Linked DNA regions of Mus musculus: region 2 is linked to region 1. A link is a loop called in an ENCODE intact Hi-C map of the cell type or tissue named here. Cell type or tissue: heart. All regions are shown on one strand.

Region 1 (8,000 bases):
TCGTTGTTGCTGCTGGCTTTGTCACTGGCACAAGCCACCATGCCTGGCCCAAAAACAGTCTAACCAAGGAACAAAGTTCCAACAAAGGTGAAAAACAACACACCACACCCACTCCAAACCAAAAAACCCCAAACCAAACACAAAATCAAAACCAACAAAAACCCGAACAGATTCAAAAGCAACTGGATATTGGTATCCTTCAATAAAGCCATTTGCCAACTACCAACTTTTATTATGGATCGTTCTCATCTTAGAAAAAAAAGTAGGCTTGTTGGCTTCTGCCAGAGCCTTTGCAGCTCAGACACACTGCATCTGTGTACTTCCCTGATGTTTGAAGAGGCAGGCACACTGGCTGGCTGACAGCTTTTTGCAGGTGACCAAGGTTCTTTATATCATTTAGTCACCTGAGCCTATTAATAATCATTTGAGGCAAGCAGCAGGCATCTGTTTCCCAGTTAGGTGTTGAACTGGATAAAATACTCCAGGTATTAAAATCAGTGCTCTTTCAACTATGACACCTTGAGACCAAAAGTGCTTGACCCAGAGTTGGTAAGTGATATACTTACTTCCTAGGTTATGAGGCATGTGCAAAATGGGAATGGGATATGTCAATTTATCAGAACTTGGAGAGTACCATAATATTTATATCAATCTCAGAATCAGGGGCTAGCAAATTCTGAGCTCTAGTCAAGAAAGAAGGAGGCCAAGAAATGCAAGGCAATTGGGCATTACTGAGCTTCAGAGTAAAAGGGCTTCTTTTCTAGTTCAATTGGATAAATGGCAATTCTCATCAATACTGGGTCAGCTGGGCCCAGAGGTGAAGACCTGAAATCACAGTGTCTCAACTACTCAGGAGAACTGAAGTTCAAGGTCAGCCTCAACATTTTAGGGAAACACTGTCTCAAAGTAAAAAGGGGTCGGGCAGTGGTGGTGCCTTTAATCCCAGTACTTGGGAGGCAGAGGCAGGTGGATTTCTGAGTTCAAGGCCAGCCTGATCTACAGAGTTCCAGGATCGCCAGGGCTACACAGAGAAACCCTATCTCAAAAAAACAAAAACAAAACAAAAAACAAAAAACAAAAAAAAAAAAAAACAAAACAAAAAAGGGAACTACAGCAGGGGGTATACGGGCCTTCCTATCCTAGTCACAAGCAGTTCCTACTCATTACTAGATAGCTGCCTTTCTCAGCAATGTACTCTCCTCCTGGAGATGAACAATGAACACTTCTACCACTAAGCATGTGAAAAATTACCAAGTTGAGAATGACTCCGCCAAACTAGGCAGTTTATTGATAAATCTAAGGTATGTTTCATAGGGTTAGTCCCCTCAAAGGGGACAAGAGGTAGTTTATAATGGAGTCAAATATGGATAGCCAAATCAAGGTTACCCCAAATTCCATTGTCCAACAGTGAAAAGTTCTTGTAGTAACAGAACAAAGAGAATTACAAGTAAACACTTTTCAAATCCATGTGTAGAAACATCAGGTGGGCAAGGTGGGATCTTCTAATAAATCAGGAGACACCTGAGATGTATGGACCTTAAAGGCTATCTGATGATAGTCTCAGCTTCTGGGTTAGTAGCAGCTAATGATCCCCTTAAAGACCCCAAAGGGTTTCAGCCCAAAGAGGACAGGGGTACCACAGGAAGACCAACAAAGTCAACTACCCTGAACCCTTGGGGGCTCCCAGAGACTGAACCACCAACCAAAGAGCAAGCATGTGCCAGAATATATGTAGCAGATGTGCAGCTTGGTCTTCATATGGTTTCCCCAACTAGAGACTTGTCCTTGAATCTGCTGCCTGCCTGCCTGCCTGCCTGCCTGCTTGCCTGCCTGCCTGCCTGTGGATCCCATGCCCCTAACTGGGCTGCCTTGGCCTTGTCTGGCCTCGGCGAGGTGAGAAAGGATGTGCCTGCAGTGACTAGATGTGTGGGGGTGGGGGTGATACTCAGAGGGGAACACCCCCTTCTCAAAGGAGAAGGGGAGAATGGGGGTAGGATCTTCGTGAGGGGGAACTGGGAGGAGAAAGGGGAGGGGACTGACATTGGGATGTAAAGTGAATAAATATATTAAAATGTTTTCAGGTGATGGTCACAAAGACGATAGGGCACACACAAAGGTGGATAATAAATGGCTATTTAGAGGGCTAAGGATAGCCCAGGGTAATCTTGGATCTGCAACACTCCTTTCTCTATTATTATTATTACAGTTTTAATCAATTAATCAGCCTTTCTAGAAAGTTCAGAACTTGCAGCTTCTTTCTGGGAACTTCAGTTTGCAAGCCCATGTCTTTTACTCAGGTATAGCTAGAGGATGACTGGAATCAAGTTTTTTAATTTTTTAAAATTTGAGACAAGGTCACCTAGGCTGGCCTGGATCTCCCTATCCTCCTGTCCCTGCCTTCCAAGAGCTGGGATTATAGGCAGGGACCACCAGAGCCTGAAAAAAGATTTTTAAATGCAAGTGGTTCTATTTTCTCAGAACATCCCGAGGCTCCAGGTAAATCTTTGCAGAACAACACAGATTTTCAAAGAGGCCCAGTTTTTAAAAAAGCTGCTCTGGGTAAAGCCAGCAGTTTTTCCATAAGAAAAATATGTTGAATGTCAAGCATAGCATGCGATTTTATATCACATTTCAGGTGATTCACGTTTCAAAACCATTTATAAATCTCTGGATCAGCCCAGGGTGGTGACTCCTACCTGAAGCAGAGAGCTGTACCACAAGTTCGAAGCCAACTAGGACTTCAAAGGGAGACCCTGTCTCAAAAATTCCAAAAATAGAACTTCTCGTTTCATAATTCAGTTAGTGATGAGTGTGCTTCAATAAACAAAATTCACGACCGAACAAACACATAAACCCCAGCCAATCAAATTCACGACACAGAGACTGATCACCGCGTTGGAAAAGGTGATCAGAAGTCCCTGGTGAGGTCATCTATGAGTGGAATTGAATTGGTGCAGACATCTAAGTATGCATTCTATGAAAGGGGACAGTGAACACTAACGCCCTGCAAAAGGATGTTCCTGGCGGCGTTGGCGTGCGAGGGGCTTAGGGTGGGGGCGCCTCTGCATTTCTATTTAACTCCCCCACTTGTACACTGTACGCAGACCCTATTACACCTTTTTCCTCCGTGCAACTCCTTGAGTGCAGGGGCACCCTTCCTTCTTACCCCTGCAGAGCTGTCTGACTCTTTTTGGTAATTAGCCCATAGAAAAAGGGTCTTTGAAAGCTGGCCATTTTGCATGCCCTTGAGTCAGTCCTTGGTTAACTCTGAAATGCAGATTCCCCGGAAATATCAGGTGGTCTTCACAACCCATTCCAAAACCGGGACTGTATTTTCCCCTGCCTTCTCCTCCTCTTTTTCTTTTTCTCTCCTCTGCTTTTACTCCCAGGCTCTCTTATCAACCATCAACCTGCCACTTCCGTTCCCAGTTGGCGTTTGCGCAGAGAGGTCCTTGAGATACCATTTGACCCCGCGTTGTTGCCGTAGTTGGCGGAAGCACCGGCCGTGAGGCATTGTGGGAGAAGATGGCGGCCGCCGTCCGCTTTCGGGTTGTTAGAGCGCTTCCAATGTCACGTAAGTGTCACCGGGGACCGGGTCTTGGGGTTGCATTCGGCGACGGGAACATGACCTTTCTTCCTCATACTCTTGGCTCATGTGTGAAACTGCACTCGGCAAGGGGACGGAGAGCTGGAGGAGCTGGGAGGGACGAGGAGAACCCGGACACTGACAGGTTCGAGATAGTGCGTGGATTGTGGGGAAGGTTGCGGTCCAAGAGAGTACTTATCCAGGGGAAAGGGGGCTTGGACGGCAGGACATCGATTGACTTCATGGTGGTGATCGCACTGGAAATCAGAATCCGCGCCACAGATGTCAGGTTGTGGCGGTAGGGACTGCAGCAGCGAGAGATGGTTGTGGAGAGTCGGGAGCTGGGTGGAAAGAAAAGTGAAGGACCGCTTAGAATTTGTCAGCGTTGTTTATTTACTCTTCTGTCGTGATTGAATGTGTTCACAGCCCTCAAATCGAAACCATGCATTTGCACCTGCAGATCAAGGGAGGCAAAGCATTCAGTCGTTACAGTTCACGGCCCTTCCACTCTCCACGCCACAAACATGCCCGCTTCACTTACAGTTTTCCATAGTGTGTTTTTAAAAAACTCGTTACAGAATGTCAAGTCATTCTCAAAATCGCTTCATGTCAGACCACGTAGAAGAGCTTTTGTTCTTAGGGTAGTGGGAGCAGGAAATTCCAACAGACGCTAAGCTGGGGTCAGATGTCCTTATGCCATTGCTAAAGCCATCACCACTTCTTTGCCATGTCCATTGCTTCTTTCTTCATGTCCCCAACTGAGCCCACACTACTGAAAGTAGACAAAACATGGCCATTCCCAAGAAGTTTTTTATTAGGCCCTCTGCCACACTACAGGGAAAAACAGCACAGAAGAGGGTCTCCCGGGAGACTCGCTAGATAGGCAGAGAAGGGATATTTGGAGCAATCACAGCCTATCCTCTTTAGTACCAGTCACAGTTGGCCCTCTGTGCATGTTCTCTAACCTCAGAAATGAGTACAGGGTCATCTAGAATTGGGTTGTAACAGCATAAAAATCTGGGACAAACTGTTTGAGGTGACCTGGCCGAGGAGGGGCTTTCAGGAGTCAGGGCTGCTTGGTTCATGTAGTTTCCCCAAGGCATCCATGTGATTGATATTCAGGGTTTCTGGTGCTGCCATTAGGGCTGATTGATAGTCTTCTGCTCAGATAATCAGAATAGCAAGAGATAGTCCAACAGCTGCTAATTAGGGAGTCAGCTGTTCCTGTACCCCAGTCTTTTTTATTTACTGTAAATGAACATCAAAGGAGCTTTAGAGTAGGATTTTATAAGACAGAAAGACATGGTAGCTCACACCTGTAACCTCAGTGCTTAAGACACAGAGGCAGGAGGATCATTGTGGGTTCAAAGGCAGTTAGGGCTACATAGGGAGTTCTGGAGTAACCCGATTACATAACGACACTCTCTTAACAGTTTTAGATGAGGCCAGGGCTGCCCCAGGGTGCCCTGCTTCTTAGTGCATCATTTGCATTCTCACCAGCCCCTCCCTAAAGATCCATTTTCGGTGTTTTTTTGTTTGTTGTTTTTTGACATCAAAACTGTACTCCTTCTGTTTATCTTCTTCTTTTCTGTATGGATATTTCTTTAGGGTAAGAGAGTATATATGTGTATGGCACAACCATATCCACTGGAAATGGCAAGACTCATGATGCCAGCATTGTTGTTTGACACAGTTCCAGCAAAGCTGAGCAGATTGCTACAATCACTGTCCTTCAATCTCTAGCTTTTTGGGTTTTGATCTCTGCATAGTGCATCCTTGGGGACTTTCTCCATCATGTTTCATTTTCCTGAGATTCGTTTTATGTCATTTCCTGAGCCTTTTTAGGAAAATCCCAAAAAGACTGGCCACCATTTAGAAGTCTTCTTTATGCCCTGGGGATCATTAAGCACAGATAAGCACATAGCTAGATGAGGCCATTACTCCAGGAACCTGCTTGGGGGGTGTCTGCCCCTGAGATAACTCAAACTGTAATTGATGCAGGGCAAACAGAGACAGTTGATAAACTGACGGGCCAGGTGAATAGTTTACAGACTCAAGCTCTCTTCTTCTTATATTCTTAGAGTTCTCTGAAAATGTAGTTTAAAGATAGGGGCTTGTACAGGGTACAGCCCTGGAGGAGTAAAACTAAGTAAATAAGATAGACTAAAATAAACTTTTCCTACTTTATAGCATAGATGATAAAACATATACTAATAGACGTTAGGTATTAGTATTTTCTATTCACAAAAAGATCGTTTCAGGTATTTTCTGTTTGTCTGGCATATTTTAAAACTACGAACATTGCTAGCCTAAAAGCAGGCTGTCATATAATAAACATGTTTGCTTCTCTCTCTTTCTCTCTCCCTCTCCCTCCCTCTCTCTCCCTCCCTCCCTCCCTCCCTCCCTCCCTTCCTTCCTTCCTTCCTTCCTTCCTTCCTTCCTTCCTTCCTTCCTTCCATATGAGTACACTGTAGCTGCCTTCAGACACACCAGAAGAGGGCATTGGATTCCTTTACAGGTGGTTGTGAGCCACCATGTGGTTACTGGGAATTGAACTCAGGACCTCTGGAAGAGCAGTCACTGCTCTTAACCACTGAGTCATCTAGCCAGCCCTGGTGGGGACATTCTTTAGATTTGTTAAGTCAGAGTTATGGGGCTGATAACAATAAAAGATGTTCTGTTTGTATTTTCTTTTTCTTTTCTTTTTTTAAAATTAGATATTTTGTGCATTTACATTTCAAATGTTATCCCCTTCCCCATTTCCCCTTCGGAACCCTCCTATCCCATCCCAGTATTTTCTAATTGTAACTAAACTGTAACCCTGGACATGTAATGAAAAGTCAAACATATTCTGTACCACTTAGATAATCACTAGTCCGCCTTTGTTCTGTGAGACTTGTATAAATAAAGAAGCACCCGGTTGGTAGTCAGTCAGAGCAGCAGGAACGGCTTGATTGCAAGTCAGTCAGTCAGTCAGTCAGTCAGTCAGCCAGCCAGCTTTGAGCCCGCACCCGAGTGCGTGCGCGCGTGCGCGCACACACACACACACCCCTTGCCCATCCTTCTTTCTTCTGCAGGCAGCCCTGCCAGCCATGACCCCCTATGCTGGGGAAGGCCCCTGGCATGTGTACATATTTGTGTTTGGGCACATGTGAATATGTGTGCACATGAAGGTCAGGGGTCAATATCTGCTTTCTTCCTTAATCACTCTCCACCCTATCTGTCTGTCTGTGTATCTATCTATTACTTATCGATTTGAGACAGAATCTCTCACTGAACTTGGAAGTCACTGAGTTGGCTATGTTGTCTTGGCAGCAAGCTTTAGGAATCCACTTCTCTCAGCCTCTCTATAGGAGATAGTGAGTTACTGGGGTTATAAAGGCATGGCAGCCATTGTGCTTGGGTGGCTTTTCCTTTTCTTTTTCCTTCCTCCCCTTTTCTTTTCTTTTCTTTTCTTTTCTTTTCTTTTCTTTTCTTTTCTTTTCTTTTCTTTTCTGTTGTCTTTCCTCTTTTCTCTTTTCTTTTTCTTCCTTTTCTTTTCTCTTTTCTTTTTTTTTCCTTTTTTTTCCTCTTTTTATGCAAGTGTCAGGAATTCACACTCAGTCTTCCTGCTTTCATAGCAGGCCCCCTACCAGCCAAGCCAGCTCCCAGCATTTTTTTCTTCCTGTTTTCCTCTTGAGATGCCAATAGTCTTCTGCCCCAACCACATCATTACCTCAACTCACTTGCCATCAAACTTCAGTCATGTCCAGATTTTCTTGCTGTTACTCAACTCCAGTCTTACTCATTCTTACTTCTATTTAGTTGTGCATGTTCTGTGTGTCTTGTGGGATTCTACTCTTGGTTGTTCCTCTTTAAAACCTTTCTCAAAATACTTTACCCAGACACTTTACTCAGAAATTCTTTCTTGTGATAATGTGGCTTGATAGGACATGGGATTTGCTTTCTAACTTTATATAATTACTCTGGATTTTATGCTATAGTAATTTATGTTTAATATTGTCGGGACTTAAATCCCTAAGGTACAAGTTCCTAGGAACCTTTTATGCTAACATGTGCCATGTTTGCTGCCTCTGGTGTTTCCCTGAAGGTCCTGCCATTACTGCAGCAGCCACTTCTGTGTTCTGTGGCTCATCCCATCGCCAGCTTCACCATGCTGTCATACCTCACGGGAAAGGAGGCCGCTCATCTGTCAGTGGAGTTGTGGCCACTGTGTTTGGGGCTACAGGATTCCTGGGTCGATACGTTGTTAACCACCTTGGTAAGTCAAGTGCTTTTAGTTCAGTGTGCTTCATGCCTTGGACTAGGATTGTCTGACTTGAGACTGCAAGCCATGTGCTTTTGTTTTAAGGATATTACAAGTTACTTCTATCTTAGATTTATATAAATTTTATCTGCCTTGGCATTGTGAGGA
Region 2 (8,000 bases), 260 kb before region 1:
GGAGCACATGGAGCAGAGAGGAAGAAATATGCCCGAGAATTAAATAACGTGTTCTTCTGTAAGCAAAGCTCAGATAAAAAGCAGCTGAGTCTCACCTGTGTAGTCAGGGCTTATCAGAACAGCTTCTCGGAGCGGGACTGATTACCGTTTCCGGCTTCATAGGGCTCACAGGAACGCTGACAGCGTTTGAACCTTGTGGCGACCTTCTTCAACGCATGCTTTTTCTGTCCAGCTTCCTCTTTATAGGAAGATGGTCTCCAGCATCATGTGAAGTGGACCTTTAGGATTCAGGGATTTTAGTGGCTAAATTAGAACTCTGGTTCCCTGTGTCTTTCTGTGTCCCTGTGCTTTCTAGAATGTTCCGGGAGATGATACCGCTTTATTGGGAGCACTAAAGGAACATGAACCCCCTTGTCCTCTTTTCAATGTAGACCCTGCTGGGAAACGATCCCTACTTAGATTTTTTTTTTTTTTTTTTTTTTGGTTTTTCGAGACAGGGTTTCTCTGTAGTCTTGGCTGTCCTGGAACTCACTTTATAGTCCAGGCTGGCCTTGAACTCAGAAATCCGCCTGTCTCTGCCTCCCAAGTGCTAGGATTAAAGGCGTGCGCCACCACCGCCCGCCCCCTACTTAGATTCTTAACGGGCAATATCTGTGTGAATATGGAGTATCTGTGATTCACTGGAGAGTAAGGGGAGTCAGACTCCAGGGAACTTAAAGTTGTGGGGCAAGTATTTGAACCAGAGCAAATTAACCCACTATTCTCTGCTTCTTGGTTATCTTAAAGCCTAGTGTTCGAAGGTCACTTGGAAATATCACCTGGTCTAATTTTAGTGGGTAGTAAGAATAGGTTTCTTCAACAGTTGTGGCAGCATACTTAAAACCCCAGCAGTCAGTAGGTAGAAGAGTTGAAGGCCAGCCTGGTCTACATTAGCAGCCAGAGGAACATAGTGGAATCCTGTCTCAAAGTTTTATTCTCTTTTAGACACAGGAAGACTAGTATGTTGAAATAGACAGGGCTGTGGCTAGCTGCTGTCCTGGCATGGTCATCCCAGGTTTCCTCTTTCTGTTGGACTTGTGACAGATAGAAGCCTGGTTGGTTCAAGAACAAACATGCTTTCACATTTGACTGGTAGTCACCATAGGTAAATCTAACAACTCATGGGAAAGTTGGCTAATTACATTGGGCTGTACTATAATGCAAGACAAATTTAAAGCAATTTTTTTTTTTGTGTCTAACCAAATCCTTCATGGAATTTTATGTGTATCCTAATTTGTCATGTTTTAAATATTCTAGTAATCAATTAATTTTATGAGTATAGGTGTTTGCATGTATGTCTGTGTAGCATGTGTGTTCCTGGTGCCCACAGAGGCAAGAAGAGGGGGTCAGATCTCCTAGAATTGGAGCTCTGGACATTTGTTAGCCTGCCACGTGGGTGCTGGGAATTGAACCTGGGTCCTATGGAAGAGCAGTCAGTGCTCAAGTTGCTGAGTCATCTCTCCATTGTTTTTGTTTGTCTTATTTTGAAATGGAGGTGGTCATTTTTGGACCAGAACACCTGGATTCCAAGTTTTTGTTTGTTTGTTTGTTTGCTTGTTTGTTTGTTTGTTTGTTTGTTTGAGACGGGGTTTCTCTGTGTAGCCCTGGCTGTCCTGGAACTCACTCTGTAGACCATGCTGGCCTCTGCCTCCCGCTGGGATTAAAGGCATGCGCCACCACTGCCCGGCTGGATTCCAAGCCTCTTGTCTCTTGTTTGTATTGAACTGTAATTTCTCATGAAAGTTGCAGCATTGTAACCCAACCCAGGGAGGCTGGGTGAGTGTTCGTACCTGACAGCCACAGAGGCCTGGATTCTCTTGAGCTTTTGGGTTTATAGTTAGTCACTTGCAACACCATTTTACTTCCATTTTTTTATTATTATTATTTTTTCCTCTGGGACTAGCCTTTGAATCTGTATTTGCAATTGAAATGGTTGGTAAAAGGTCAGGTGGTATCAGGTGAGGCGGTAATTTACACACTGGAATAAATGTGCTGAAAACCCCAGAAATGTGCTAATTTCCCACAAAGGTCGGCTTCTCGGCTGTGGATAGCTTGAAGCTGTCAATTATTGAGTCGGAATCTTTATAAGGATCTAACAAGGGATTAAGTATGTAAACTTGAGCCAAGGGACTTGCTTTTAAGTAACAGCAAAGGGTAACCTACAGCCTGAGCGAGGCCTGCTTGTGTCTTGTGTGTCCCCCATGGTGTCCCATGCTCACACCTCCCCCCCACACAGGGCCTATAAATGGCAGGTCATGAGACTTCAGCTCTTGGCATAAGTGTCTAGACTTCTGTGGAGCCTGGTGTTCTGTTTTGGAAATGGATCACCCTGCAGAATTTGAAAATGAGCGATGCATCCTCCACTCCAAATACATCGCTCTGACCTTTCCACAGCCGCCTCCTTCTCTGGTTCCCTAGCCAAGGGCTTGTTTAGCCTTGCCCATCCCCTAAACTAGCTTTAAACACCTGCCTCAAGGATTTATGGATACCCTTTAAAGCTGCTAAAAGCTGCAATACTAAATATTTACACAGGTTTTGGGGAAACAGTTCTATTTTGGGTTATGTAATCTTTGAATATTTATAACGTGGCTTGAGTTCAAAACTGCCTGCTAGATGCTAAAAGGTAGCAGGGGTGTGTGTATGTGTGTGTGTGTGTGTGTGTGTGTGTGTGTGTGTGTGTATGTTAGGAGTGTATTAAGCATATATGTAGGTGGGGAGACTTCAGTAATTCACTGAGCCTGAAGCTAATTTGGCAGCCAGCATGTCCCAATGACCCTCCTGCCTCTCTCCCCAGCCACCAGCACCCAGGTTCAGACATATACCTTGCCATTTATGTAACACCTGGATCTCAGCTCAGTTCTTACAGAGCAAGCACTCTTCCCCACTGAACATCTGTCTCCAGCCCCAGCAGGGATCAACCTACAGCTGAAGGAAATTGTTCACTATATCGCATCCACTTTTGTTTTTACCTCTTAATGAACAGAATCACTAGATGTGGGGCAGTGCCTTTGCAAAACTATCCTGTCACTTGGATTCTTTTCAGTGTGTGTTCAAAAGAAAGGCCACTGCCCATATTATGGAGAGATTTCACTCTCAGTGCTATCTGCAAAATGTTGGAGTGACAAAATTAGTAATTTTCTCGTGTGTGTGTGTGTGTGTGTGTGTGTGAGTGATCACTCTCCACCTTTTTTTTTTTTATAAAATGATAAAGATTTACTTATATTTTATGTGCATCGCTGTTTTGCATGAAGGAATGTCTGTGTGTCATGTGCATGCAGTCCCCCAAGAGGCCAGAAGAGGGCAGCAGATTCCCCAGAAATGGAGTTACTGATGGTTGTGAGTCACCAGCCTCTAGCCCCTCCACCTAATTTTTTGAGCCCGGGTCTTTCACTGGTTCTGGAGGTTTCTGATTGTGTTAGGCTGACTGGCTCGAGCTCCCCACACGTTTTTACTTCAGGTATAAAACCCAGGTACTCGTGCTTGTATGGGGAGCAATTTACCTCCCAACTGAGCCATCTCCCTTGCCCCCTGCCCCATCCCTGATGTTAAATGTGCCCAGTGAGGGTGCTGCTTTGCCTCTTGCTGGGAGTTAATTGGGAGGATATTACTTCTACTTAAAGCGATTCCGTTTTATTTCTTTAGATTTTGGAGACAGGTCTTCTGTAGGCCAGGCTGATCTCAGAGGTACTGTGCCACTTGGATGACCTTGAACTCTGGATCCTCCAGCCTCTGATCCTCCTGCCTCCATCTCCCAGTTGCTAGACTTACAGGCTGTGTTACCAAACAGCAGCATTTGGTCGTTGGAGCAGGTCTTGCTGAGTGGCCTGAGGTAGCCTGGAACTTGATTTGTAGCCTAGGCTGGCCTTGAACTCACACAGTTTTTCTTTCTCCCCCTCCCAAGTGCTGAGCCATGAGCCGGCAGGAGGCAGTTTTTATTGGTATCAGGAAGGTTTTAAAGCTGAGATAGGAAGTGAGCCCAGGGCACAATTTCTCTCCCTAGATTAGGAACACCAGCTTGCGCAGCCCAGCCTTCTGCCAGCAGACCTTTCTGTATGTCAGAGGTTAATGCTTTTTTTTTTGGTGCCTGTTTCTTAAGATGCTGCTGTACTATATATAGGAACTCTTTTAATAGTGGGCCATCAGTCGTCTTGCCTTTGCCAAGGCCTAAACGGTTCCAAACACAGTAATTTCATTTATGTAATCATACATTTTAAAAAAATATCTGTATGTTTAGGAACCAAAACAATTCTCCTTGTTCCTATTCCTCTCCCCATATGAGACCATATTTATTTACTTCTTTGTATTTTAGTTGCTTAGTTTATTTTGCCATGTTCAGTATTGAGCCTGAGGCCTTGCATGGTTAGCAAGTGTTCTACCACTATACTTTTCTCGCTTAAACAAGAAAACAACTTTATTTTGTTTTTGAGACAGATACTCCCTGTGTAGCTTTGGCTGGAACTCACTTTGTAGTTCAGGCTGGCCTTGAACTCACAAAGTTCCACTTGGCTGGAACTGCCCCTTGAATGACAAGAACCAGCCTGGCCTTGGAGAGAGAGGGGGGTTCTGAGAGAAGGGGTGTCTGGGAGTGGTGAAAACAAATGACTCGAAGTCCTGGGTCCAAGCTGGTGGCCCGTCACGGCAGAACTTTCCAGCAGGCTTTCTCTCTGTTCTGCTTTCTCCAGGCAGCTCTCTATTTTCTGCTAGAGACAGCTCTCCCAGCAGTTCTCTTGCTATTCTAAAAAAGATTCTGGATAGCTCATCTCTTGCGGATCACAAGCCCAGTGTTTAACTTTACATATCAATCCCGTCATTTATTCTAGGTTCCTTTTTGATTATCCTGTGAATCAGCATCCAGAGATCCCTGCCCCCTGATTCTTTTGGAGGCAAGGAGCACACATTTTCTTTTTAACTTGGCAAAGGAATGCAGAGGTCTGCCTGCTTCTGATAAGCCCAGAGCATTAACTAGCTAGGTGGGACCCTGTCCTGGAATTAGCATTTTTACCACACCTTGGCCTAACCTTGCTCTGTCTTAGGCCAACCCTGAATTTAGCTATCTGCCTGCCTTTGTAAGCATAAACAGAAAAGTACCTTTCTGACAAGTTGGCTCACAGCACAACTGCTTTAGTTCCTTTAGTTTCGTGAAGCCCCTCATTTAATTCATGTTACATCCTTCCTTTTTGAGAAATTACCTATTTTCGAACCCATGTTTTTAGAGTTCTTTCCTACAGCCTTAGGGTTTACCACTATTAGCCACACCTTTGCCTTCTGGACTGGGGTCCTTAACATTAACAGGAAGGACGTTCTTCGAAGGAGGAACATGAAAATTTGTACATTATTATACAAGCAAGCCTTGCCCAAAGCAGCCATGCCTGCTGGCCCTGTCCCAGGGGCAGGAACCATGTCATTCTGTCCCTCCCTAGGCCATGCCGGAAAAGGCATGTGTCACCTTGCCTGGACCTATTAATATAATTCTTCCAGTGTTTCTGTGTACGGGTCCGGATGTTTTTTATACCCCTCCTTTCTAAGGAGTTAGCACTTGAATCTTATTTCACACCTTGCCTTCCAGTCCTTTATTGTGGAGGTTGTTCTCTTACCACACAAGCTTTGTGGTTTGTTTGTTTTTAAATGTATATGAATGTTTTGCCTGATACACTTGAGTGTGTGTGTGTGTGTGTGTGTGTGTGTGTGTGTGTATGTGTATGTATGTATGTGTCACATGTGTGCCTGATGTCTGTCGAGGTCAGAAGAGAGGGTATTAGATCCTCTGGGACTGAGTTGAGAGCCACCATGAGGGTGCTAAGAATGGATCCCTGGTCCTCCCGGAGAGCAACAGTTCCTTTACTCACTAGCCATCTCTCCAGCCCTTCTTGGTGTCTCTTAGCCAGATCTGTGTTTGTTTTTAGGGAATGAACTTTATTAAGAGTCGCTGCGTGTGGAGGCCAGAGATGGGCAGTGCCGCGATTACAGGCAGGCACTTGTCGCCATGCCCAGCTTCCTCCACAGTGCTGAGATCGCAGCTCGCCCTGTGTGGTGATCACTTTACCAACTGACCACCCTCCTAGCCCTGCTTGGTGACTTTTATCCTAGATCTAACCTGCCATCTAGGCTTGCCCATGTGGCTCCCTCTCACCGCTGTCCTCCAGCCTCAGTTTACCCATTTATTTCCTGGAAATCTTTCCAGTCAGTCCTGTTGGTCTTCTGCTAGCTTTAGGATTGGGATTGCTTTGATTTTTTTAATTCCTCAAAGGGTAACCGCACTGAGTTCGGCACACAGTTGGTCTGCAAGGTGGCCATAGCTACCGCACAGTATGACTACCTCCATTCCAGGACCAGGGTCAGTTCTGGGTGCTAAGGGTCTCTTTCCATGTTCACACCTGTCACGTGCTTCTTCAGGGCAGCAGCTCACAGATGGCCACCCTGGTTCCGGGCCTGCTGCCCTGAAGTGATCCTGCTCGGTCAGCACGATTACCGTACCAAGGCTGCCTCATCATAAATAAAGCTGCATTTTTAATAGCTTTTTCCTCCAGCAGTTCATTTAACATTGATTTCCTGACCCATTTACATTTGCTCTAGGGGTGGCTTGATTTGGAATTCAAGAGTTGGGGTGGAAAATTGGAAAGGAAATAATTAGATTTGCAAGGTTAAGATTTGTCATGAATCTCATTGCTCTTCGATTTTTTTTTTCTTTTCTCTTTTCAAAAATAATTTGGTAACTTTTTTTTCTTTTCTTTTTTATTTCAGTGGTGAAACAAGACTTAATAAGGAGAAAATCATTCAAGGTTGGTCTCATCCGATTATTGCCCAGTTCTGCTTCACTGTTAATGACTTGGTGGGGGCGAGGGGAGGCAGGCGGCATTGTAATTGAGTTGAATTGGATTGGGGTTAGGGGGTGAGGCTACCATAGAATTGGACTAAAACGGTAGGTCACTCGAAGGAACAGAAGTCTCTAAAGTGGGCATGACGTGCACGGGTAGCTCCAATAGTGTCTCTACGCAGACCCTCACGGGGGCCAGTCACTGAAAAGTCGCCTTGGGTGGGTTCTTAAGGACCACAGTCACGATTTGACAAGATTAAAGCCAGGTGGCACGTGCCAGTCATCCCAGCAGGCAGATGCCTGAGGCAGGAGGATCTCTGTTTGAGGCCAGTATCTGCACTATACAAAGACTGCAAGGTTAGTTTAGGCTGTAAAGAATGATTTTATATTAGGAAATAAGACATTTACAGGCTCGCATTAGCACTTTCCTAAACAGTTACTCTGATTTCTGTACTAACGATGAGATTCCCTCTGCTGTGGGATGGCCCTTTGGTTGGCTTGTCATTCCCTCTGCTGTGGGGTGGCCCTTTGCTTTGCTTGTCAAAGCCAACTGCTCTGGAACGTGAGTAACCACAACTGCATTCACATCCATCTTTAAGTTGGTTGGTCTCCGGACTTTGTAAGTTGGATGCTCACTGGTCTCCCTCTGCCCCCCTTTTAAAAACAAACAGATTCCCACACAGTCTGTGGGGTGGTGAGATGGCTTAGTGGTTGAGAAAGGGTATTGCTTTTACAGAGAACCCCAGTTTGGTCCCCAGTACCCAGACTGGTGACCCACAACCACTTTTAACTCCGGTTCCAGATCTGATCTCCAGGGGGTCTCTGACCCCCCTCTTCTGGCCTCTACAGAACTTACAGTCAAATGCACATACCCTGACACAGACATCCATAACTTACAGAAATAGTAAAACATAAGTCTCCAAGCACGGTCCCTAGCTGGCAGCAGTCTGTCCCTTCCTTCTGATATTGGTTGGTATATGTAGGTGGGAAAGCACTCTCAGTCAGTGCAGGCACACGTCTGCACTGATGGTTTTCTCCCGGAACTTGCTCTGTTTCTGCTTTCATCAGCTTGTTGAGCTGAGCATGTAGCTCGGGAAGAAAGCTCTCGGGCTGGCTGATGCTGGACCCCGGGCTGGCTGATGCTGGC

The links. Hi-C counts contacts between places; a loop is a spot of excess contacts. Peaks named below come from ENCODE experiments on the same cell type or tissue, not always from the same donor. Only the 100,000 strongest peaks of a DNase experiment are listed, where the experiment ranks them.
Region 2: a loop joins it to region 1, with 2.4 times the contacts of the local background. A loop is called at or near these places in 2 of 42 quality-filtered maps.

The regions. Positions count from the first base shown.
Region 1 is chr6:126,844,638-126,852,637 of GRCm38, reverse strand. It overlaps Ndufa9 (NADH:ubiquinone oxidoreductase subunit A9), which reads left to right and starts at 3,494. Exons shown (of 11, transcript NM_025358.3): 1 at 3,494-3,574; 2 at 7,677-7,847. The coding sequence starts at 3,526. In heart, no CTCF peak of the experiment used is centred here; a DNase peak (open chromatin) is centred at 3,497; H3K4me3 peaks cover 2,316 bases; H3K27ac peaks cover 1,731 bases.
Region 2 is chr6:127,100,667-127,108,666 of GRCm38, reverse strand. It overlaps Tigar (Trp53 induced glycolysis regulatory phosphatase), which reads left to right. Exons shown (of 6, transcript NM_177003.5): 2 at 6,781-6,818. Among named protein-coding and RNA genes, the nearest start is that of Tigar, 4.9 kb to the left of the region's middle. In heart, a CTCF peak has its summit at 3,336 (motif pointing right); a DNase peak (open chromatin) is centred at 2,286; H3K4me3 peaks cover 400 bases; H3K27ac peaks cover 102 bases.